Linked DNA regions of Mus musculus: regions 2, 3, 4, 5 and 6 are each linked to region 1. A link is a loop called in an ENCODE intact Hi-C map of the cell type or tissue named here. Cell type or tissue: heart. All regions are shown on one strand. Region 1 has its middle 18 kb from the start of Gm31993. Region 2 overlaps Plcb4 (phospholipase C, beta 4). Region 3 overlaps Plcb1 (phospholipase C, beta 1). Region 4 overlaps Plcb4 (phospholipase C, beta 4). Region 5 overlaps Plcb4 (phospholipase C, beta 4). Region 6 overlaps Plcb4 (phospholipase C, beta 4).

What was found. A loop is a pair of places that touch in the nucleus more often than their neighbours do. Peaks named below come from ENCODE experiments on the same cell type or tissue, not always from the same donor. Only the 100,000 strongest peaks of a DNase experiment are listed, where the experiment ranks them.
Region 2: it touches region 1 in a loop (3-fold over the local background); 4 of 42 quality-filtered maps call a loop at or near these places.
Region 3: it touches region 1 in a loop (4-fold over the local background); 6 of 42 quality-filtered maps call a loop at or near these places.
Region 4: a loop joins it to region 1, with 2.3 times the contacts of the local background. A loop is called at or near these places in 4 of 42 quality-filtered maps.
Region 5: it touches region 1 in a loop (6-fold over the local background); 7 of 42 quality-filtered maps call a loop at or near these places.
Region 6: it touches region 1 in a loop (3-fold over the local background); 7 of 42 quality-filtered maps call a loop at or near these places.

The regions. Positions count from the first base shown.
Region 1 is chr2:135,557,630-135,561,629 of GRCm38, forward strand. No RefSeq gene overlaps it. Among named protein-coding and RNA genes, the nearest start is that of Gm31993, 18 kb to the left of the region's middle. In heart, a CTCF peak has its summit at 1,612; DNase peaks (open chromatin) are centred at 1,842, 2,662 and 2,892.
Region 2 is chr2:135,723,446-135,727,445 of GRCm38, forward strand. The region is part of intron 1 of Plcb4 (phospholipase C, beta 4); the gene reads left to right. Among named protein-coding and RNA genes, the nearest start is that of Plcb4, 66 kb to the left of the region's middle. In heart, no CTCF peak of the experiment used is centred here; a DNase peak (open chromatin) is centred at 2,126; H3K27ac peaks cover 370 bases.
Region 3 is chr2:135,437,181-135,441,180 of GRCm38, forward strand. All of the region lies in intron 31 of Plcb1 (phospholipase C, beta 1), which reads left to right. Among named protein-coding and RNA genes, the nearest start is that of Gm31993, 100 kb to the right of the region's middle. In heart, a CTCF peak has its summit at 2,465 (motif pointing right); a DNase peak (open chromatin) is centred at 2,901; H3K4me3 peaks cover 425 bases; H3K27ac peaks cover 352 bases.
Region 4 is chr2:135,732,266-135,736,265 of GRCm38, forward strand. All of the region lies in intron 1 of Plcb4 (phospholipase C, beta 4), which reads left to right. Among named protein-coding and RNA genes, the nearest start is that of Plcb4, 75 kb to the left of the region's middle. In heart, a CTCF peak has its summit at 2,042 (motif pointing right); no DNase peak of the experiment used is centred here; H3K27ac peaks cover 1,011 bases.
Region 5 is chr2:135,690,588-135,694,587 of GRCm38, forward strand. All of the region lies in intron 1 of Plcb4 (phospholipase C, beta 4), which reads left to right. Among named protein-coding and RNA genes, the nearest start is that of Plcb4, 33 kb to the left of the region's middle. In heart, no CTCF peak of the experiment used is centred here; a DNase peak (open chromatin) is centred at 2,264.
Region 6 is chr2:135,917,623-135,921,622 of GRCm38, forward strand. All of the region lies in intron 7 of Plcb4 (phospholipase C, beta 4), which reads left to right. Among named protein-coding and RNA genes, the nearest start is that of Gm14210, 110 kb to the left of the region's middle. In heart, no CTCF peak of the experiment used is centred here; a DNase peak (open chromatin) is centred at 2,219.

The DNA.
Region 1 (4,000 bases):
TCTATGGGGATGACATTTTGGTTATGATCTGAATGAAAGCCTGCCACTTAAGAACAAGAATGACCCTCACAAAAGAAGCTATGGAGAAGGCCCTAAAGAAGGGGTGGAACTTTTGACTGTTCTAGAGACAGAGGGAAGCTATGCTGGTAGTGATGACAATATGCTAAAGTGACAACAATGTCCTTCCTTTTGGGTACCAGACTAGTAAAATAACGGTCTCCAAGAAATTGGTATTTCTCCCCATATCTCACTATGGGAGAAGGAAAAGGCTGAAGCCGGATGCCAGCCAGAGGGTTAACATGTCCTGTGGAGAACTGTTGGGAGCTATTAAGACAACACTATTGTCCTGATCTCTGAAATGGGCCTCTCCCCCCAAGAAGAAAAGGGGGTCAAAAGCAGGCCACCGACGCACAGTTCCGAGAACAACCACAGAATGTTCCAGCCCTAAGTCAGCACCAGATGTCCTGACCACACCCTGATACCACCAAGTTCCTGCTTCCCCGTGTAACTGCCAAAAGAAAAATTTCCACTGCCCCACCACTCCTGCTGCTAAGTACTTGTACTTCTCCTTTTGCTTGTGAATTTCCACCGCCCCACCCCTCCTGCTGAGAAGTACTTCCCCTTTTGCTTGTGCATTTAAGCCTTGAGCCTTTCTGAATACAGCGGGACCTTGATGCCACTCAGAATGTTTCTGTGTCGTTCTTGCACTTGGTCCTCATCTCTCTCTATCCCCATTTGGTTCTTAGGAGAAGGTCCCCTCAAGACCCTCAAATAACTGGACCTGCTGGACGGGTCAGAGAACATTTTGTACAATTCTAAAGAAGCAGCAAAACACACTTTTAGGAGAAACTGGAGCTATTACTACGGTGGGTGAATGATAGACAGGATAATGCCTCGACCAGTACTGCTTAGCTGTGCATAACTCTGTCCCTCCATTAAATCTAATGTGGGAACATAGTCTCTCATAGTCAGAGGCATCTGGAAGGGTCTTGACTGAACTGTGCTGTGGGGGCGATGGGAAACAAGAGAGGAAAAGAAAACAGAGAGGAGAGAAGGCCTAAGAAAGGAGCCACAGACAAAGTGGCCCAGAGGCCAAGAACACACAAAAAGTATCTTGTGACCAAAATAGCTGAGATTGTATAGGTATCAGAGTAGCCCTGGGAAGACAAACCCAGGCCCTGGAGAGTGTTGGGTAGGAGTGGGTATATCAGTCGAGATGACTCTAACAGGTTCTGGGATGCTGGGAGAACCGTTCAGCAAGCTTCCACTTGAATTTGTTAGACAAGCACCTCAGGTAGCCATTTGTCCTGAGTTTGACACCTAACAGGGACGTCAGAAGACAAACCTTCAGGAGTCATGTGATGGCTTTCTCCTGCTTCCCAGTGTGACCACACTGACTAAATCTCCTTTTTCTGATTTTTTCACTATTGCTGTTTGTTTAATTAGCTTATTGAGGACAAGTGGCCAAATCTGGCATGTTAGGGCTATCAGGGTTCAGGCTCTGCCCCTAATAACTCTAGTAACAAGGCCACTAGACTTGGAGTACAGGGACCAAAATGAGGAATATCAGATAAAACTAAAGAGGTAAAAGGGCCACATCTAAGCCTCTGCAAAGCCACAAGGACACTGGCTTGGCCAGCAGAGAAGGACATTCATTGTATTCTTTTGTCTCAGGTTCAGGCCAGGCAAGGCGGCCAAGGGAAACCTGCTGGAAGAAAACAATTTAATCCTAAACCTTTGATAAGGAAAAGGGTGGGGGACAGGGATGTTCCTGTGGTTGGGGGATGGGAAGGAGTGAAGTAGGAAGGAGATTCCCCCAAGGCTGGGAAGGAAATGGAGGCCTGCAGGCTCCCATGCTGAGAGCCAAGGCCAGCCGTTGGAGAGGAGGAGGAGCAGGACTTCCAGGAGACAGCTGCAAGAACCCCTGGGAGGCTTTCTCTAAACGTTGTAGCCTTGACCTTGGCAATGATTCTTCGTCAAGGAATTGTAGGCAACCCAGCAATCTCCATTTCCAATCACAGTGCACACTCAGACAAAGTGTTGACCTTGGAAAGAACAAGGGGAGGTCTCAGCAAATTCCCTTCTTTAGTTCTCCTCTTCTCTCCCCTGAGATCTTAGAAGATTCACAATGTTCAGAGACATGTCCAGAAACTCAACGTTGCTCACGCTCCAGTGTTTCCACCGAGTCTCCAAAATATTATAGCAAATAAAAGAAACCAGACACATTTATGAAGTTGACAGAGAAGGAGAGCTAATCTCTGATACAAATCAACACAGTGAGCCCTGGAGTGGACAGCTACGTGGTGGCTAAGTGGGCACGGGAGCCTGTCTGGATGAGAGAAATGCTAAGAGCCATGCTGCCATTTTCCTGAATCCCATGGGTAAAAAGAAAATGGACTTGATGAAGGAAGTTGGGAGAGAAGAAAATAAAGGCTAGGTTAGCCCAGGCTATACTGCTGAGTCACATCCACAGCACGTTTCCTGTGCGGTTGTTTCATGAAAAGAGCATCTAGATTGTATCGAGTCTGAGTCAAGCACAGCGGGTTCCAAGAGGCTGAAAGTAAGCCAGACAGCAACAGGGTTGGAGGCTGAATTGAAATGCAGACAGGGTCAGCCTGCCTGAGGGGAAGGAGCTCTGAGTTAAGGAGTAGCCAAGGAGGCCGGTGGGCTGCAAGAATAGACCCCTCTGACCTATTTATAGCCTCCTCCACTTAACTCTTCCTTTCTCCTTAAAATCCACAACAAGCCCCCCAGATGCTGATGCAACCTCTGTAGAAGGCACTTATAATGAAACCTGACAACAGTGTACTGAGAAACATAGTCTTTGTCTGGCCACACCCCAACAACTGTGTGTGAGGGCTCCTGAGGCTACTCTCATCACTGTTCTGAAAGAAGGAGAAGGAAACCCTCTCAGACACACTGTTTCCTTCAGGAAATAAGGGACAAAGGGGCTTCCCTGAGGACACTTGGGAAAGTGGTATTTCCTCATGCCGGAGGACATAGTGAGGTGATTTTTTTTTCCAAAACACTGGGTTAAAGTGAACTGATGAACTGTGTATCGCCTTCCGTGTGTTCTCTGTCTGTCATTCATTTGTCTCTCTCTGTCTCTGTCTCTCTGTCTCTCTCTTTGTCTGTGTCTCTCCTTCCCCCCTGCCCCCCATCTCTGTCTCCTAGACAAGGTACAGCAAATTTCAGGCTGGACTAAAATCTACTATGTAGCCAAGAATGTCTTTCAAACTTCTTCCTGTCTCTACTTCTAAGGCAGCGTTTGCTATCCTGGCCAGTACATATGATGATGGAGGTGGAACCAGAACTTTTTGCATGCTAGGCTGCTTTATCTCTTGGCCAACCTCATAGCCTTGCCTTTCCACCTTGGTTATCTCTCTTGCTCTCCCTCCCCCTCTCTCCTCATATAAACCAGCTCAGTCAGGTTCTGTTCACTTTGGACACTCCCAGATGCCTCTGGCTATGTTCTTTCTTGTATCTACATCAAACCTCCTGCCCCACCATACCTAGGAGCTGTCATGTCTTCCTTTTGATTTCTTTCTTTCTTTTTTTTTTTTTCATTCAGGAACAACTTGACAACTCAATCATACCAATAATTTGCTCTCAGAGCAAGAACTTGGGATCCCTGTTTGTCTGTACACAAATCAAAAACTTTCCAAGAACTCTGTCATCTCTTGTCAACACTGCAGAGGATGTGGAATGGACGGTAATTTTTTCTTTTAAATTCTATTCTTCACATGTGATAGACATAGTGATCAGACATACAGTGGGCGCCTATCTAGATGGTAAAATAAAATTGTTACATTCAGAGTCCTGTACTGTGAGTTCTCAGGCTTTGTTTCAGAACCACAAGGGTGCTTAGAGGATTTTGTCTTCTGCTTACACAATGTGAAAAACCATTCTGCAACCCTAGCCTGGTGAGAGCAGAAAACAGATGAGAGGAAAATTGAGTCAAAAAGAAGAAAGGGTTTTCTTAAAAAGAAAAAAAAAGCAA
Region 2 (4,000 bases), 170 kb after region 1:
AGGTTACATGTGCGGTGTTCTCTGTGTCTGGGCACAGTGCGTGGTGCTGGGCGCTTAGCCCCTCTTTTCTTGAGAGTTACTGTGTTCATGCAGGAGATGGACAGTGAGCTCCGAGGCTCTATGCGGTGGTAATGAGTTCTTTGAAGAACTGAAGAGAAGAAGGGAAGGGGACAGGGAAGGACTGATGTGCCTGTGAAGTCTGTGAAATTAAAGATAGTAGCTAGGCTGTGGATCCATCCCTATAAAACTTGGTGTTTGAAAAAAAGAGGATGGAACACAGGGCCCCTAATGGAGGAGCTAGAGAAAGTACCCAAGGAGCTGAAGGGGTCTGCAACCCTATAGATGAACAACAATGTGAACTAACCAGTACCCCCAGAGCTCGTGTCTCTAGCTGCATATGTATCAGAAGATGGCCTAGTCGGCCATCATTGGGAAGAGAGGCCCCTGGGTCTTGCAAACTTTATATGCCCCAGTACAGGGGAACATCAGGGCCAAGAAGTGGAAGTGGGTGGGTAGGGGAGCAGGGCAGGGCGGGGGAAGGTATAGGGGACTTTCGGGATAGTATTTGAAATGTAAATGAAAAAAATATTTAATAAAAAATTGAAAGAAAAAAGGAAGGAACATTTATTTTTTTTTTAGATCACCAGTACATTTTCATAGTACTAGGGACTGTGCCCAGAGATTATAATCCACTGCTGACCTAGGTCCCCAGTCCTCATCAAGTTGGCTGCCTTCAACTGACTCTGGACCAGGCTGTCATTCAGCTTGTGATGCTTGGGTACCTCAGTCTCTAGGTAGCTGGGGCCACAGGCTTGCAGTGAGTCCTTGGCACACTTTCCACATTATTGACTAGACCTTTAAGCAGCATCACTGTGAATGGCTCACTCTATTTTATGACTTAACTCACTGTCTAGTACTGTAAGTTTTTTGTTTTTAAATTCCAGTTACGAGTAAGGCTGTGTTGTCGCTCACCGACCATGCGGGTGTTTCCATGTCCTTAGGACCCGTGTCTTAGTTCTAAGAGCACAAGTCTTAGACACAGAGTCTCATGTGTGCCTGTAAACTTAAGAGATCCAGCTTCTGGTTGCTTCATAACTCAGTTCATTTTCCTTCCCCTTCTTTCTGCCCTGTCCCTCTGAGCAAAAGCCGGTAGTATTTCCAGGTTTAAGGCACTCTGCCGTGGCAGGTGCCGCTTCGGAATGGTTTCATTTTTGTTTCCGAAAGCGAGAGGGCTAACACACTCATAATTGCATCACTGCGCAGGTGCAAGAGGCCCTGTTGTTACTCACAGAGTTGGTATGAGATGATATTAACAAAAAGATATTAAGCTCAGTAAACCTGCAGCCTTGGGAACGCAAGAGGTTCAGAGCGAGTCTCAACATGCCGTTTCATTTGCTTTTTCTTCTTTTCTTTGAGGTCTGCAAAGAAAAAAAAAAATCCAAGAATATTGAATTGAATTACAAAAGAAGCATTCATTCTTGGGGGAACACCAGTTTAGTCTTTTAAGCTTGCCTTACGATAGAATTTTCAATTCTATCAAATAAAAGAAAACTGTTTGAAAGTATTTGTTTGCTGTCATGTTTGTCTGATATTCTTTCAAATGATATTATCTGAATAAAATATGTTAATAATATCGATGCGCACATACTGTGCCAAATAATTTCATGCCAAATAATGATGTTTCTTCACTGAAACATGTTCTCTGATGTGATGGCCATTCTTGGCTGTCCAAACTGATACAGTCTAGAATTATTTGAGGGAGTGAGACTGGAAGATTACCTTGATTGATTTGTGTGCATGTCTGTGGGACATTTTCTTGATAATTAATATAGGAGAATTCAGCCCACTGAGGGCAGCACCATTCCTAGGCAGGTGGGTGAAGCAGTATTCAGCATTTTTCTGTGGCCTCTGCTTCAACTTCTTGGCTTTGAGTTCTTGCTGCGGCTTCCCTAAACAATGGCCTGTCACCTGTAAAATGTTCTAAATCCATTCCTTTCCAATTTGCCTTGGGTCATAGTGTTTGTCACACAAACAAAAATCAAACTAGAACATCTGAGGTGGATGTTATCTGGGCCGGAACAGGAGTGACGGGAAGGGGTTATGACAAACATTTGGGGAGTGCTCTAGGCAGGGGAAACTGCAAGAAGGAAATGAGATTGGGAAGTTGAGCAACTGCCATGCTGGCTGAGACACAGCAGGAACAAAACGTGAAGGCTGGCAGTTTGTAAGGTTTGAAAGATGTAGCAAGTCTAATGCTCTTTAGAAATGATGGAAACAGGCAAAGGGCTGTGTTAATATGCTGCATCTCAGACTTTTAGGTTTGTAAAGTGCACTTCATAATCTTGCTGAAATACAATACCAAAGTGTGTCTAGAGACTGTGCATGCTAGACTTCTGAGGATTGCAGGTGTTCCTGATGTATGTGTGGACCACACTCTTGAGTGGCAAAGTGTTTGAAGACAGGGACACAAGACTTGTTATTACCCTGTGTATGCAGAGAACCAGGGTGCTAGGTCAGTAGCAGAATAACCCAGTGACTGGCAGTTGGGTTTCACATGTGTGGCTCTGTGCTGCACATTCTAAGAGCACCATCGGTACCAGGGGATCGTAGGTGAGAAACTCTCCCTCATTGTTGTGAAGCTTTTACTGCAGATTATGTTTATAACCAGGAAAAAACAAAACAAAACCCCCAAAACAAACACCCAAGTACATCTGGTCTTTTTTCATAGCTTGCTTCCTGTCTTTCTGCTGATGGTTTTCCTGGGCCTCACTTGTTTCTCCTGATCATGTTTGGTTTTTTTTTTTTGTTGTTGTTGTTTTTTGTCTTTTTTTTGTTTGTTTTTTTGTTTTTTGTATTTTTTTTTAAGTCTTTGATTGTGTTGTAGATATTGCAGGTCCCTGGTAGCATCTAAATTATTGTGGTGAGATGCACACAATTTCTTTGTTGTTGTTGTGTGTGTACACACGTGTGCGCACACATGTATGTTTGCTACTTTGAAGATGACAGTTGAGTAGCCTGAAGTGCATTCAGGTTATTGGGCTTCCAATACCTCCATTGATTTCCAGAACCTTTTCATTTTACAAAATGGGAAAGTATCTATTGAACAGTAACCTTTCCTATTCCCCTCTTGCTCTTGGCAACAGACATCCTGCTTTTCTTCCTGGATGAAATAACTCCTTGGGGCGGTCTTGTTATGACTGACATAGTCACTTACCTGTGTCATTAAGGTTTGTCCATGTTGCTAGCATGTGCTAGGATTTCTTTCCTTTTTAAGACTGGACACTACTTCATGTGCACGTATGAACATGTTGTTTATTCATTCAAATGATGTGCACTGGGATGCTTTTACTTATTAACTGTTGTTGTGAGTATTGATGTGTAATGATGCTGTCGTGAACACAGACATGAAAACATATTCCCGCCTCGCTGGAGACTTTAGTGACAATTTTCAACCGTCTTCATTTGTATCTGTTTCTTTGCCTTCTGTTCTATCCATGTATGGGCCGAGCAGTCACTCCCTGCTTCCTTCACTAACCCCCAGAGAGGTTAGACACCGTTGCCCAGTGTCAACCTACTGGATATAGCAGTCTGTATTGCCTTCATTTCCTGGCTCATCTCCCCAATCTCCTCCTTGCAATTCTTGGAATGCTGTCCTAAACAAGCTGTCCTTCTGAAATCTTCAAGTAGTGTTCGCCTCAGGAGAAGCTAGGCTAAGGGAGGCGAGAGGAATGCCGAATCCCCACTTGTCCTCATATACACTCACACTCTGTGGCTGGAGAGTGGTGGTGTACTGAATCCACACCTATTCTCTCTCTCTCTCTCTCTCTCTCTCTCTCTCTCTCACACACACACACACACACACACACTCTCTCTAGCTGGAGAGCGTTGGTATGCTGACTCCCCACCTACACTTACACACATGCGCGGTATCTGGAGAGCGAGCGCACAGTCTGGTTGACTGTGGTGGAGTCTTACTTGTGTCCAGCCTGTTCAGCCACAG
Region 3 (4,000 bases), 120 kb before region 1:
TCTTCAGGATCTATAATAGGCTGCAAAACAACCCAGAGTGATCATCCCAACTTGGGTCCCTAAGAGCCTTATTCTGGATGGCAGTGGGATGCTCTTTGCCTAGCAAGTCAATATGACTCCAGTCCACAGTGCCTTAGATTTTAAGTTGATGGGAATTCCAGGGCTATGTAGGTTCACACCCTGATAGTTTGCCTTCATCACCAGAGTTAATGCTACCCACCAGATGTTACAGCCCTGGGCATCCATCCTCGTTCACCATCCTTTATGCTTTCTGCTTCTTTGCTGCTTCTTACTCATTCTGTCATCTCATTCATATTGAGGTTATGAAGTGTCACTACTAAATTCTGGCTAATGTCATTAGTGAAAATCTTCTGATTAGGTCTCCCAAAAGCAGCAAGATCAATCATTTCTGAGCCCTTAATTATAGACCTTGAAAGAAATCTCCCTGTTGAGCCAAGTATAGTGGTTATCTCCTATAATCCTAACTCTTGGAAGACAGGAAAACCAGGAATTCATGTTTAGCCTCAGCTATATAGAGATTTGAAGCCAGCTTGAACTGCTTGAGACATTATCTCAAAAATAGGAGTAATAAATTAATTAATTAAAAAAGAAATTCTCATTATTACAAAGAGCTCCTCTTTATCAATAATAAAGCAATCCTCCAAGACAGTGCTAAGGAAAGCCAGTTAACTGTATGCAGTGTGAGTCTAACACTGGCCATGCTCAGTGACATTATCTCTCTGGGTCTGACTTGAGGACCCCATCCCAGGAAGTAGTACAGAACTGGCCATATGCTGGTGTTCTCCGGCTAAGTTTGCAGTCCTGGGAAATATGTTCTTACCACTTCCTTGTCATCAGTAGAGGGTTAGTCACATAAGAAATGTGTGAGCAGGCACCCCAGTGTGCCCCTTCTAGGATAGATGAGTTGGGTGAGAGAAGTAGCACTTTCACATCCAAAGGCATGAAAGTTCCAGTAATCATCAGACATCTGCAAGCACCGTGTGAGCTCTGATTTCATTTCTCTCTACACACTGTTCCTGTTCTACTATAATAACAGTCATTCCTGCCTCCCCAGGGCTACCTACTGTAATGGTATCAGAAACACAGTAAACAGAAAATCGCATCCATCCAGCCCTGGGGAGCCCAGGAATGATAGAAGTGAGCTTTTATCACTTCCATCGTCTGGTGGTCAGAAGTTTCACTGTGTCAGTCTACAAGATAATAGTTCCTAGAACCGATGGGATGCTGAGAGCCAGGGAGGTCACCTACATTTTGAATGTAAATACTCCAGTAATAAGTCCCTCTAAGGATAATAGGAAAAACATGTATTTGAAAACTTCTCAAGAACTCATACTATACCACACCACACACACACCACACCATATACACCACACATATACCAAACACATACACCAAACACACATACCACACATATACACACACAAAACAAACATAACAAACACACATACCACATACACACACACACACACACACACACACACACACATACACACATACACACACACACACACATTTCATTCAGGCAATGATGGGGATCCAACAGTCCATTCAACACTAATTTGTTACAGTTAGAATAAGTGGGTCTACATGTCATAACCTGGGTTAAACACTATTTAGTGAGTGGTTTCCCCCTGCCCGATATGACCAAGAGCCATAATTGAGTAGAAGTATAGAATGTACAGCCTCGCCAGGGCAACAAAGTAAGCCAAACAATGCAGGGTGGCTATGTCTGTAGTAATGGTAGTGGAGTTGTTGATACTCTCTAGCAGAGAAAGCTGTAGAGGTCTCCCATAAGACCCTTGCCTGCAACTCTACCTGTTAACTCCTGCTGTCACCAGCTGTGTGGTCTTAGGTGAGAGCTAAAGTACACAGTAGATGAACTGTTTTGAAAGGACTAGTCCATAGTGCACTTCCTTGACACCCGTGCTGGTGCGGGGTTTTCAGTGATGTGCAGCAGGTGAGCTGTGCACATTCTTGTAAAAAAAAAAAAAAAAAAAAAAAAAAAAAAAAAAAAAAGGCCTTTGCGCACAGTCCTAAAGAGTAACCTCCATGAACTCATTGGCTCACCAAGCAGGACTTTGGTAGAATCATTCCTCTAGTGTGTCAATGTCCTGTGTGAGGTGAGTAGACACTTGATAACATCTCCCCCAGGAAGTAGCTCAGGACTCTAAGGCTAGAGATGCTGAACCAGGAAAGATCTCTCAAATCCAGAGTTTAAGATCAGCCTGGCCAACATAGTGAGACCTCGTTTCCAATAAGACGGGATAGGAAGGACCCAAAGAGCAACTCCAACTTGAGAAACTATGAAAACATATGCCTATTAAGGATTTTCAAAAACAGTGTAGGGAAGAGGAAAGATAAAGCCTGTTTCTCTGACTGAATCTAAACATGTATTGGCCAGGAGTACAAAGCATGAGAAATAGTTCAATACATTATTTCCCCACTAGAGGGCAAAAATGACTCCACTATGCCAGGCTTTTCAGGATCCACAGTCAAAATGATTAATCATGGGGAGGCCAAAACAAGAAGCCTGAGAGAAAAAGAAAACAAGAACGAACGAACGGATGAGCATGCAAATGCAAAATCAACACGTTTGAACTTGAACTTTCCAGGACAGGGTGAGTTGTGGAAAAGGTCCTCTTCCAAACACTCTTCCCATTCTCCCTTTCACTTCCCAGGTTTTCTAATCCTCATTCTGCAATCCTCACTGGCACTCACTGGTGCGGGACCAGATCAGATAGATCTAGTGGGTGGGACTTTTCTCAGCACAGCAGGAGTCTTGGTGATTAGAAAGGCAAAGACTCTTATAAAATGGTCACAGCTCCAGTGGCCCTGTGCCAGCTGCAGGGGCTCCCTGACTTTTTCCCCTCGAGGAATCTTCCAGTAAAGCTGCAGCATTTACTGAAATAAAAGTACTGGTGGGTGAGGTGGCTCTTGGTAACATCTCTTTTCTCTCCCTGCTCTACCATGGCTCAGCCCCTTCCAGCCTCCCCAAGACTTAACCAAGATTACAGAAAGATTCCAGACCAGAAATGTGTTGTGTTTGGGAGAGGGAGGAGAAGAGGGAAATTCATGATGAAGCCTCGTTGCCTTTAAACTATTTATAATAAATTTCCACTAGAAAAGAGCCTTTGGCAGACAATCATTTTCTTCTGCTGCAGCATGACCAAATACAGTAAGTATTCAAAATGAAAAACTGAAAGGCAAGAAGAGGAGCCTACAGCTGGGGCAGGCTGTTTTCAGATCTCACACTAGTAGATGAGAGGAAACCAGGAGGGGAGCCCCACCTCAGCCCCAGTATCTCCCATTTTGCTGCTCTGAAGGGCTAGGAAGCCTTCTCCATTAGACAAGCCTCCTTCGTGCTTCACCTTAATTTTCCTCGCATAATTTTAAATACAGATCATGTCTACAGCGCAGCAATTAATGGATAGCCTAAAGACTTATTATTTCCAACTAATTGATATGTAGGAAAAGTTTAAATAACATAACAGGGATAGGGAAAATTTGAAATGATGTGTGCTCAGTGCATTTAGAGTTTGTTGGAGGTAGCGAAAAACACCTGAAGGAAAAGGGATGTGACCTAATGGAGAATTGATACAGGAATCTCCCTTTAATGTTTGTGAGCATATGGATGGAGAAGTGGCTCAAATATCACAAAATGGAGTTAAGATGTTGACAGGTTCTCTCCCACTCACCCCCGACCCCTGTTCTAAGATGCCTTACCAGAGAAATGGGGTTGAGACTGTATTTTGAACAATGTTGTTGGTAAGGAGGTAGAAATAAGAAAAAGAGGCCAGCATTTCCATCCTAATTTTTTGTTCTCCCTTGACACCAGCTGGAGGTGGAAGTCTCCAAGGTCAAGTTGACTTAGCTGCCATAGACCCTACCCCAAACGACCACCACCTCCATGTCCAAGGTCCCAGCAAAATAATGCAATGCATCACATTCCTGGCAAGTGTAGAATCTGCCACATGGACTA
Region 4 (4,000 bases), 170 kb after region 1:
TCAATTTCAGGGTGAGTTGAAGAAGCAGTTTCAGATAAAGGAGAGATGAGGAGACAGAGCTTTGTGCTAAAGGGGAAGAGCCAAGGGGGTCAAGGCACTGTCTTTTGTCCTAAGCCTCATTAACATTAATTTATCACAATGCAGGTTAGTTCTCAGCATGTCACAGGAGTAGCTCCTCAGATAATGTTGTGGCTATTGATCAATTAAAAAGGCATTATGTCTTGGGTGGGTATATCCTGGGACTTGGAGCTTTCAGCTTTCCCAGGTAATCCTGTTATGTACCTAACTTTGAGAATCACTAATATCAGTATCTAGGTAGATCAAAGTTACTCATGTTAACATTTCCAGTGTGATTCAGTATTTCCTGTCTTGGTAATTTAATACTTTTTAGCAATTTTATGATTTTTATGTACATAAAATTAGCACTTGTACTTTGTTCAAATTTATCATTGTGATATTTAATATATAACTTTTTGGCAAATGACCTTGTATGACCTCGTTCCCCACCCCCCAGCCCCACCCCTCTTCAGCTATCACAGAGAAACAGCTGACAATCCTTCATATTGGAGGAAGCTGGGAGGAAACCATTTTTCAGATAGTGTGCCTATAACGTACCAATTTAGAACTTCTCCTTGCTTTCCATTGCTGCCTTGTCTGTTTTCCAACTCTCCAGCCTCTTGCTTACCAGGGCCAGGAGGAAGAGCCCCGTAGCCCCCGAAGAACTTCCAGAAAGCTCTTTGTTATTTTCTGATTTCCTTTGTAACTATGCATGGCACCTTTGTTATAAGTGAGCTGGCTAAGGTGACAAGTGAAGGGACTTTGGGGTCCTTTATAGTCATTTTGCCTACCCCCTCCCCCCAGCATCATCTCCAGCATTCCCACGAGCTTTCTGTTCACCTGTGTACGCTTCCAAACAGTACTGGGAGGCTTGCACCACCAATCTCCCTTGTGATCGCTCCCTGCTATTGTTTTAACTGCCAGAGCTGAAAATGAAATGTGTCATTGTGTGCTGCTGTTCCTCTAGCATCTAAACCTCCTCCTTAAGAATCATTTCGGGATGCTTAGGATCCAGCAACCTTGTCATAGATAGAGTAGGTAGGCATTGCTACAGAACAATGCGCTGGGTAAAGCGCAGTAACTCCCAAGTCCAGAATGTACACATTGAAAGTTATAGAATTTGAGGTCACTCCATTCCGTTTCATTTAAAGAAGAAATACTAGAGTAGGAAGATACTGTGTGAATGTTGCAGATAAGCCTCAACCTCCCATTTCTTCGCCATGTGAGCACATATCAAAATATCAGGGCTAAGGCTACTGTTGTATTGTACATCCATAGAACGAGGATCTGGGCTGGAGTCTTCCAAATACCAGAAAACTTTACCAAAACCAAACATGAACTAAAGTGGATTAAAAATTGACAACATGGCTCGTGTTGTACTTCCTGACAGAGTACTTGTTTGGTACAGGTTAGACCCTGATTTATCTATAGCCAGAAAACAACAAAGGGGTTCTCAAGAGATGTTTATGGGATAAGTGAAAATATTTTTATGTTGTCAAGTCTAGGAAATTTGGTTGAAAACCTCATATTTTGCCATTTCGCAGACAGGCAAAATTTTAATTTCTAGTCTTTATTTTAGTGTGATCTAAAAGTCAGTCTCCCCACCCCACCCCCACCCCCTCCACCCCCAGCCTGGAATTACTCATGTTTTAGAGATTACTTCAGAAAATGGAGTTTCGTGACATGGAGTTTGTATTTGAGCCCCAGCATTTCTGTTTCTCTAATACATTTTAGTAAACTTGGAAGCTGGGCAGGAGCTCAGAGACTGTCTTATTATCGGCCTGCACAGGACAATTGAGAGCGCTGAGCCCTGGCTTGGCATCTCTGCTGTCCATCAGAGCGAGGCCAAAGCCAAGCAGCTGTTCAAAAGCCCGACTTTCTGGTTCTAAATTGCACACGCTTTTCTCTACTTCAGAGTAAACACCATGGTTAGTATCTTAGGTTGGTGTCTTCTAAAACTGGTTTGAGCTTAACTTGGGAGTATAAATAGTACTCAGGAGGGTCCTGTGTCTGCCACTAGGGGTCAGAAGCAATTGGAAAAGAAAGGAAAGGCAACCATAAAAGGGCTAATTAGTTGATCCCAAGATGGGCAAATGGCCTCCTTTGTGCTGGGGTCGGGGGGGGGGGTGGGGGTGCGGGGGGGAGTCTTGAGAAACAGCGCAGTGTTTCTCAGCTGTTAGACGAGGCAGTGGGAGCCAGACTTTTTACCAACTTCTGTGGTGTAAGGACTTCTGACAGCTTTTCTATTGGTATTTGTATCTGAAAGGTACACCAACAGGAGAATGCAGACTCCTAGAATAACACCTCTTCCACATAGAGAACCTGAGTCACTGGGGAGCTACAGGGACCTGGGTGGGTCACTAGCAGCTTCTGCAAGCACACTTAGGGAAAGAATAAGAGCTAAGCTGCCAGACATCTACTGCTCCCATATGCTAAGCACCTGGACTGGATTTATTTACGTAGATGCCCAGTGCTCGTCCAAGGGAAGAAGAGATGGAGCAGGAAGGAAGTGTGCGACTTCCAGTAGAGGATGTTACTCCCCTGAGCCTCCAGAGCTTCTCTCCAGTTCCTTAGGCGGGTGCTAACCGTTACATCCACAGAGTGCTGGCAGCTCCAAGAGGGGATTAATGAGGGAGGGTTGCTAGGTTAGGGGGCTTGCTCCGTTAGATTTCTCTCAGTCATACTGACAGATGACAGTACATCTCCTGGAAGCTACAGAATCTGTCATGTGGTTTTGGATACAGCTGTGCTCTGTGGGTTCCTATACCTCTTTCTCTTCTCCTTCAGCCCCAAGCTATGCCACACTCCCTGGTTGGCTTCCTAAGCTCTGTCATGCCTGGTAAATCACCCCATATAAGCTCGCCTTAGTTGTGTATTCAAGTTGCCATCTGCTTCCTGCTGAGACCCTTACGGCGGCACCATCTTGGTATCTTTTGCTTCCTGAACACTTGGGTGGAATGGAACAGCCAGAGACATTATGAAGATAATGATAAGTTGTCCTTGAGCTCCAAGGATACTCAGCATTTAGGATGTTGTACCACAAGAAGGGGTACACATCCCCAAATATGTTTCGAACAAATGACTTTAAGTTGTAATTGGAGTGCTTTCTTTTCTGCTCTATGGGAAACTCTGTATGAGCAGCAGATTGAAAATTAGAAATTGTGTCTTATGATGACTACCCATACAGCTAATTATAATGTACTTAACCATATAAGCTGGAAAATATTCAATGCAGGGAAACAGAAGGGTTCAATGGATCTGTCCATCTAGAAATTTCAGATTTATCTTGTATATTCTAATTTTAGATAAGTATGTATTTTTCTCTTTAGCTCTTGAAGTTTCCCATCCATCTAGTGAGTTATAATCCCCTCTCTGAGAGTTTTTAAACGCTGCGAAAGACACTTCAAGCACCTAGAAAAGGCTCTCCAGCAATAGAAATGCTCCTTCTGCAGGGACCCTTGTGATGCAGGCACTTTGCTGATCACTGTGGACTCAGTAATGAATAGCACTTGATGTGTACTTTCAAGGAAATCACAATATGTTGGAAAAATAGGAGTCTAAACAAGTAATTATACGAATTGTAAAGTATTATTAACATATACTGGGCTCTAGGTGTATCTAAGTGAGGGTATACTTAAGTGTAGCTGACTTTGGCTAGTTTTGGGGTTGTTTTATCTTCCACCCTTCTCTATCTTTTTGTCTCCTACTCTTTCAATCCCCTATCACTAGATAAGAGAGAGAACAGGGCAGAGAGGAAAGGAAAGAGATTCCTGAATAAAGTCGGGGTTGGAAAGGGGACGGTTTTATCCCTTAGAATACCTCCTGTTGATTAGGGGCATCAAGTTCCTTGGAGTAAGTTTGACTTTCACCATTTAGATATCCGATTTCTTCTTGGTTTTCCTTTGTGCATGCCTACTTATCCATGACCCATAGCGAATAACAA
Region 5 (4,000 bases), 130 kb after region 1:
AGAGCAGTAGGTGCTCTTAAGCACTGAGCCATTTCTCCAGCTCCCAAATTTGGTCTTTTAATGGAGTCCCATGGAATTTGCATGGCCTGTCCACGTTTTAAAAAATTTACCTTTCTCTATTTTCTAACTCATCTGTCTTTTCTTTCATCTGTCTTCTACTTGATCCATTCCACTAATATAAATTTTTTTGAGTTTTCTTTCTATAGTTTCAACATGTCTTTCTTCTATATTTCTATTTATCGAATTATGGTTTTGTATAGTTTCATATATTATGTTAAACTTCTCATTTTGGCTGATAATTTGAATGCTATCTGAATTAATTTTGTAGTTTATTTGTATAATCGTTGATGCCATTAAACATTGTTATGATAATACTTTAAAAATTTCTTTCCTGGTATTTCATCTAATTTACCGTGGTGACTACTATTGGTTGTCATATTGAACATCTGGGAAGAGGAAACACTCAGTTGAGAAATTGCCTCAATCACTGCTGTCACGTCTATGGGACATTTACTATTATTATTATAATTGTCATCATTACTAGCCAGTGTAGGGGAGCCTAGTCCAATGTGTGCAGTGCCATCTCTAGACAGACAGGCCTAGGTTATATTGGAGAAAGTATGCTGAAGATGAGCTGGGGAGTGCGGTAGAAAGCATTCCTCCGTAGTTTCTGTCTTGGTTTCCTTCCATTGGGAATGTAATCTATAAGATGGGCGAACCCTTTCCTCTCCAAGTCATGCTAGGACGTGGTGTTCATCACAGCAGCAGGGGCCACCGCAATGAAGCTGGTATTTTTCACGGGTGTACTGCCTTCATTTGTCATGTTCTCTATATGACTTCATGGAACACACTGCATTTACTCCTCCCTCCCTCCTTCCCTCCCTCCCTCCCTCCCATGTTATGCACTTCACCATATTTGCAGTATTCAAGTGGAAATAGGTTGAATAGGAAGATAAAGTTGAGATTCAGAAGTTTTCAGTAGTTAAGAAGTTTAAACATGCAGCCCATATGCTTGGGGAACTGGTACAACCCCTATATTATTCTTAGAATAAGATCTTCAAGAGCAACTCAGCATCTTGGTAGGTCCACTCTGCAAGTCCCATAGCAGCCAGTTTCAATCAGCAATTCCTTTAAGTACCATAGCTATTGGAGGATCAGCAAGTAAGGATCGCGTGATGCGTACTGGGACAGTAGGTATATTAGATTAAAAAGTCATGCCAGTCACGGTTTCTTCCTTGGTGGGATGAAATTTGAATTCTTTCCCTCCTGGTTTCTTGAAGCAAACCACGCTGATGAGGGGTGGCAATTTTCATTTCTAGTTCAGATATATTAATCCAGATTTGGGGTTTAGTTCATGCCTAAGTTAGGGTTACTAGTACTATGATGAAACTCCATGACCAAAAGCAAGTTGGGGAGGAAAGGGTTTATTTGGATTACAATTTCATATTACTGTTCGTCATGGAAGAAGTCAGGATAGGAACTCAAACAAGGCCAGAATCTGGAGAAAGGAGCTGATGCATGGAGGGATGCTGCTTATTGGCTTGCTCATCATGGCTTGCTCAGCCTGTTTTCTTAGAGAAATCAGGACCACCAGGATAAGGATAGGACCACCTACAATGGTCTGAGTTCTCCTCAATCCATTACCAATTAAGAAAATACCCTACAAGGTTGCCCACAGCCTGATCTAAGGGTTGTATTTTCTCAGTTGAGGCTCCCTCCTTTCAAATGACTTTAGTTCCTTTCAACTTGACATAAAACTATCCAGCATACATAGACTTTCTGGCCCAGATTCCCTGAATTCAGCTCTGTGATTCTCAGTTCCCTCCTTCACGTTCTTTCTGGATCAGTACCATAGGGCAGAGCAGGACAGGACTGATTGCCCAGGGTTCCTACTGACCTTAGTGGTGTCCTTGATGGGGAGTCTGCCATGCTTTCTAGTCATACTTCAGGCCCCTCGCTCCCTTGCCCAGGGCAATGAAAGTGTACAAGGCTCTGACTCAGTCCTTCCCTTGAGTCTTTCTGAAGAGCGAGTGTGTATGGGAGACGGGGTGGTTTGAGGCTGCAGTCTGAGGGCTCCCATTGACCTCAGCCAAGCCTCACATCTGGTTTAGCTTCTTTAGCTCCTGGGCCTCCCTGCCAATTAGGCATCCAGTCCTTGATCTTCCATCTGCCTATAGCTTCAGCACTGCTGTGTGTGAGGGAAGCACTTCCTGGGGATTTCCACCTTGCTCAGCTGCTTGTGGCTGGCAGCTCCTCCAACCCCCAGCTGCTGCTTGCTTCCCCGTGGAAATCTCACCTGGCTTGCTGGCTTCCTTTACAGCTACCGATTCTTGCAAGAACAGGCGTGACTGTGCGTTCTGCTGGCTGCTTCCTGTCAGTGAGTACACTGATGATAGGTTTCCCATCTGCTATCTCGCTGGGAAGTCCCCTCCTTTCCTTTAAATCATGTTAGGATGCAGCGTTGGGTCTTGGGCATGTTGTCTTTAGAGAGGTGCCGAGTTTGATTTTTTTGGACTCAGTTTGGCTTTGAAATAGACCTTATACAGCTGTACACAGCCTTCCTTCAGATCATAAGTTCTGCTTTTTATTTTATGTCCTGGTCTAGTTTCTAGTAGTGGATTCTGGGGTGGGGAATGGGGGGGTCAATAAGTCATACTCTGAGATCACAAGGAGGCATTTCCTCGGACTGTGGCTTTTCCTGCTTATTGTAACAGCTGTGCTTTGCCCTCATATGACCCCCTTTTGTCTCTTGAAGACTTTAGCCAAAATCAGTGGAATAATCCATGGATTGCCCATTTTTTTCAGCTGTTCCCAGCCATAGATCATTTAGCCAGCGTTAGCAGGTTGCGAATCTAAGAGTTTGTATCTGTGGTCCCAGAGGTTGAGCCAATAAAGCATCTTTTCAGAAATGTGCTTTTTCTCAGATTACGTATTTGCTCAGAACTTTTGTTCATAAAACATATTACATTGCCAGTAATGATCATTCACCCCCCTTTTCCACTTGTATTAATCAAAGGTGTATATTTAACTAGCAGCCATTCTCCACACCCCGAGACGCTTGAAAAGAAAAGCTTCCCTACAGGTAAACATATACTTGTAATTTAATTTTTAGAAATATTTTATTTTATGTGCATGTGTGTGTGTGTGCCTGTGTGTGAGCCACCATTTGTATGCTGGGAACTGAACCTCGGTCCTCTGCAAGAGCAGCAAGTGCTCTTAACCACTGAGACATCTCCCCTACCCTCTATGTTTGCTCATTTGTTCTTGGTCACTGGGTTGAAGCATTAAATCTGTTGCTACGACACTAAGTTCTCCAAGTGTGATGTTTGATTTTTATTTTTTTTTGCGGGGGGCTATTTCCTTAATCTCTTCCCCAACCCCCATTTTTCATAGGGAGTGCTTGAAAACAGAACATGGTTATAGTTTTGATTTGTGCATTTATTCATATTTAAAAAGCAGTTTACCATGGAAAATGTTAAAAAAATACATAAACTGCAGTATGAGCTTTACCATGGACTTTCAGGAATATTCTATTTTATTATCTTAAGTTCCTCCATCAGTGACCTTAAATAAACCCTATACTAATTTAGAGCCAGTTTTGCTTAAAGTTGACAAGTAGTTCTGTTTAAGTTGCTTCTATGCCATAGATTGGCCCAAAGCACATACTATGACTAATATTTGGCTATCAGTCACCAACCCGCCTCACCTTCTTTGTTAACAGAGGTTGCCTACAACTTTAATGTCAGAAAATAGAGAAGCCCAGCTACTGCTCTCCCCGTTGTTCTGCTCAGTTCGTGGGTCAAGTAGCGCTGGCTGGCATTTGATGCCATGAAAAGTCGGAGAGGAAAGATCCCAGATGCAGCTCTCTTAGGGGAGGCCCTGGTCAGAAATTGTGTTGCTTTAAAGGAAATGAGTTTGAAGCCAAGTGTGAACTCACATTTGGCGGTTTGCAGAGGTGGTAATGGTGGCAGGATTGGGTTCTTGGTCCTTTAGGATTTTT
Region 6 (4,000 bases), 360 kb after region 1:
ACCACTGAGCTAGACCCCCAAACATTACAATGGTCTCAATTTTCAGAGTATAGGCTAGCGGCTCCCAGAGCCCTCGCACCTCCCACAGAGCTTCAAAGTCATGTCCAGGCCCAACCTTGGGCCTTCTCAATCAGCAACCCATGTTCTGGTGATCCGATTTGCCCTCCACATGATTGTGCTGCACCCTGGAAAGTGTGGCTATGGGAAAACGGTCCACCAGTAGCCTTAATATCCCACCGTCCTATGGAGATCTAGGAGAAGGGGCATTCGCCTGCTGGGGTGAGCTGTGCTTGCCGCCTTAGGCAGCTGGCTGGTGCATCTGAACCTCTCTCCCCACCCTCAATATTCATTAAGTCTCTTCGTTACCTTGCCTCACAGTGAGGCTCAAACATAACGAGCATAGAGGATGTGTGTGGATCTGTGTGCATGTGTGTGTAGGGTGTATGCATGTATCTGTGTGTGGGAGAAGGTGTGTGTTTATGCTATGCATCTGTGTGTGTGTGTCTGTGTGTGTCTGTGTGTCTGTGTTTCAGGGGGAAGGATGTGAGAGGAGTCTCTCTCTCTCTCTCTCTCTCTCTGTGTGTGTGTGTGTGTGTGTGTGTGTGTGTGTGTGTGTGTGTGTGTGTGCTCGAGAGTTTCATGCTTCCAAAACTAGCAGTTGGCATTTTCGTGCCAAAGTGTTAGATCCCATGGGAAGACTGGAGTGAGCGTTTACGTTTCTCTGTTTGGCAAGGATCGTAGCTAGCTTTGAGTGCCAAGCCTCATTGCATACTGAAGAGTCTATGGAGGTGCTGAAAGGTCATGACTTGTGCTCAGCAAAGAATGCCTTGGATGCTTTACCTTCTCAGGAGATTATTGTATGGTAAGACCATGGGGGTCAAAGTATGGTCAGGGTACAGCAGGAGCCAGTGTCAGAGTCACCAAGGCAAAAAAAAAAAAAATCATTGTGCCAAGATGCTCAGGTGCTTCCTGTGGACACTAAGGTATGAGTGGTCCTACGGGAGAGCATGAAAGTCTCAGTGGTTCTCTACTCATGTGAGCTGTACACAGGGAGAAAGTTTTGTGAGGCATTGGAATGTTGAGTCCAGATTGGTCCCCGGTTGCCACTAGAGAAAAGAGGTTGCCCTGAATCAATAAATGTAATGCAATTTTCCCTGTACCCTCAGTGAGTATAGTTTTTACAAGGGAAGCAATCTTTTCATCACCTAATCAAATGACAGGCAAAATGAAATAAAATGGTCCCAGGATTAGCTGGCTTACTATAATACAGAGCTAGAGAAACAGAATAAGAAAACCAGGCAAAAAGCATATATGAAAATATAGACAAATGTAAAGGAAAATTGTTTAGTGCAATGCACCACAAACAAACCAAACACTGTCCACCGGAAGGAGCTGTCCAAATGGTGGGAGACCAGGCCCTCTGGGTAACATTTGGATGGATCCAGAGAGCTAGCTGCCAGGTTGTCAGAGTAAAGGAAAGGACATTTTATTCATATGGAGTATCTGCATGAGAAGTTCAAGAGTGGCTTCACAATGAGCTGTGTCTCATGACGTGGCAGTCTGAAGGCACCCAGGGTCCCTAAATTGCATTATCTCAGCTTGCACTCATCAGCTGTGAGGCATGAGTCCCATACACCAACTCACTTAAATATCAGCATAGAGTTGCTACTGTTGGTTGTCAATCAGTCTGTGATAATATTGAGCTAGTCGCCTGGCTTAGGTATATCTTCTGTGATTAGAAATCTCAAACTGGAGTTACCACCGCATTCTGCATAGGAAGTACAGAAGAATACAGTCAAACAAAACCAGCAGTCCCTTAAAATGAGTTTTCCAGTTCCTGTGTCATCTCGTAAAAATTGCTATGAAATTTGCTTTCTATAAAACTGCTTCAAAATGAACAAATTGAGTGTTCTTTATGACTCTGTAGCGTTGTATAACCACCCCTACCGTATAGTTCTATAACACATCGCCATCCGGAAAGGAAACCCATCCTTCCACCACCATCCCTGCCTGCAACCTGAGCTCATCCTGTTATCAGTTGGCCTCCTGCTGTTTATCAGCATAGTGTATCACATTCTATCACTAGGAGTTTCACCACATTCATTTGCTGGTCTTTAAAACTCGGTCCTGGACTCGAATGTCATCAAGTTTCTGTGATCACTGAGGTAGGCTTCCTTGGAGTTTTAGCTTCCTTTTCTTTGGAAAATGTCCAGCATCCGAAGCACTTCCCTTTGAGGATCTGTGGTGACAACGAGGGCCATACTGTTCCTGGCTGGTGCCCTCCCACCATTGTGTTTCTGGAATGTACTGGTTGAGGAGCAGAATCTAAACCTGCCCAGAGCACGTATTTTGCCCTGATTTTCATTCCCTCCAGCAGGAGAGTTAAAATAATCTCCACGGCTCCTGGAAGGAAAAATGTCACTAGCCTTAAATTACTTCTTCATTTTCCATAGAGCTCCAGTTTTTACTGCTAGCAAAACCAGCTATTGGGAACATTGTGTGTGTGTGTGTGTGTGTGTGTGTGTGTGTGTGTGTGTGTGTGTGCGCGCGCGCGCCTGCCATGTATGTATGGGTGTTCATGCATGCATTTGCGCGCTACCAAGAACACATATGGTCCTGGAAGCTGAAACTATTATACCTTTCAGAAGTTGTGCTGACTCTTAGTAATAATACAAACTGAACATCCTTACTTTCAGAATTCCAAATCTGAAGTGCTCCCCAGTGTCTGTAGTACAAGCATGAAAGAAAGATGGGACCTGGTGTCACAGGTAATAGTCACAGTGTAGGTGCAGGAAAAATATTGTGAAAAATTACACAACTTACAAAATTACAGGATATGGGAATAAAGTATATATAAAACACAAATGAACTTTATGTTTAATATACGGACTCATCCCTAAGATACCTCATTCCATATGTACTGGCTAATTTTGTGTTAACTTGACAGAAGCTAGAGTCTTTTTAGTAGAAGGAAAGTCAACTGAGAAAAGTCCCCCATCAGATTGGCCTGTGAGCAAGACTCTTGTACGTTTTCTTGATTGATGATTGCTGTAGGAATGCTGAACCCACTGGGTGGTACCTCCCCTGAGCAAGCTAAGGGAGCAAGCCAGGAAGCTGTGTTCCTCCGTGATTGACTTCTGCATCAGTTCCTGCTTCCAGGTTCCTGGAACACTTGAATCCCTAATCTGACTTTCCTCAGTGTGATGGAGTGTTTGTCACCTGAATGATGTAAGATGAAATAAACCAAGCATTTTCGACGTGTATTAGACTCTGTTCAAAGTGTTGTGCTGTTGTGCGTATTATTTAATGTCACAACAGCTCAACTGGAAGACTATTAATGATGGTCTTCCTTATCTAGAGGAGATATGGGCTCGAGAGATGAACTTGCCAAGGTCATACCCTCAGTGACATTATACACCCGTCGTGCCAGGCTGGGCTCCAGATCTCGAGTTCTAACACTGCTGTGCTGCAGCTCACAGCTATGAATTTTTCTTACCAATATAAAGACAAAAGTGTGACCAGCTCCTTTACCTGTAACATAATACGGTTTTCACATAGCGTTTAAATGAATAACTTTAATGAGGTTGCTATTCTGTGGGATGTATGTGCTTCAAGAAAGCTACCATCTCAACACTGTTGATCTGCGCCCAAGTCAAGCAAGAGACCGCACATTCGGAGCTACTCCATTCTCATTGAAGCTCAGCAAGGAGAAGGGTGGGGATTTACTTATTTTCCACAGTGCTTCTTCCTTTTGGACGAATACCAAGTTAGTATTTCAGAAATGCTGCTCTGCAGACAGAACAGTGACGTCATGGAGGCATCATTCGGCCCGATGTTACTGTAGCACTACCAAAACATTGATGAAGTCTTGGCATTCATCTATTTATTGACACTGTGAATATCCTATTGACTGTCAGGGTGCCCTCTAGTCTCTTCCACTGGATGAATTTATGGTAGGAAGCTTTCCTTAAAAGATAGCACCTCAGATAACAAGACTTTT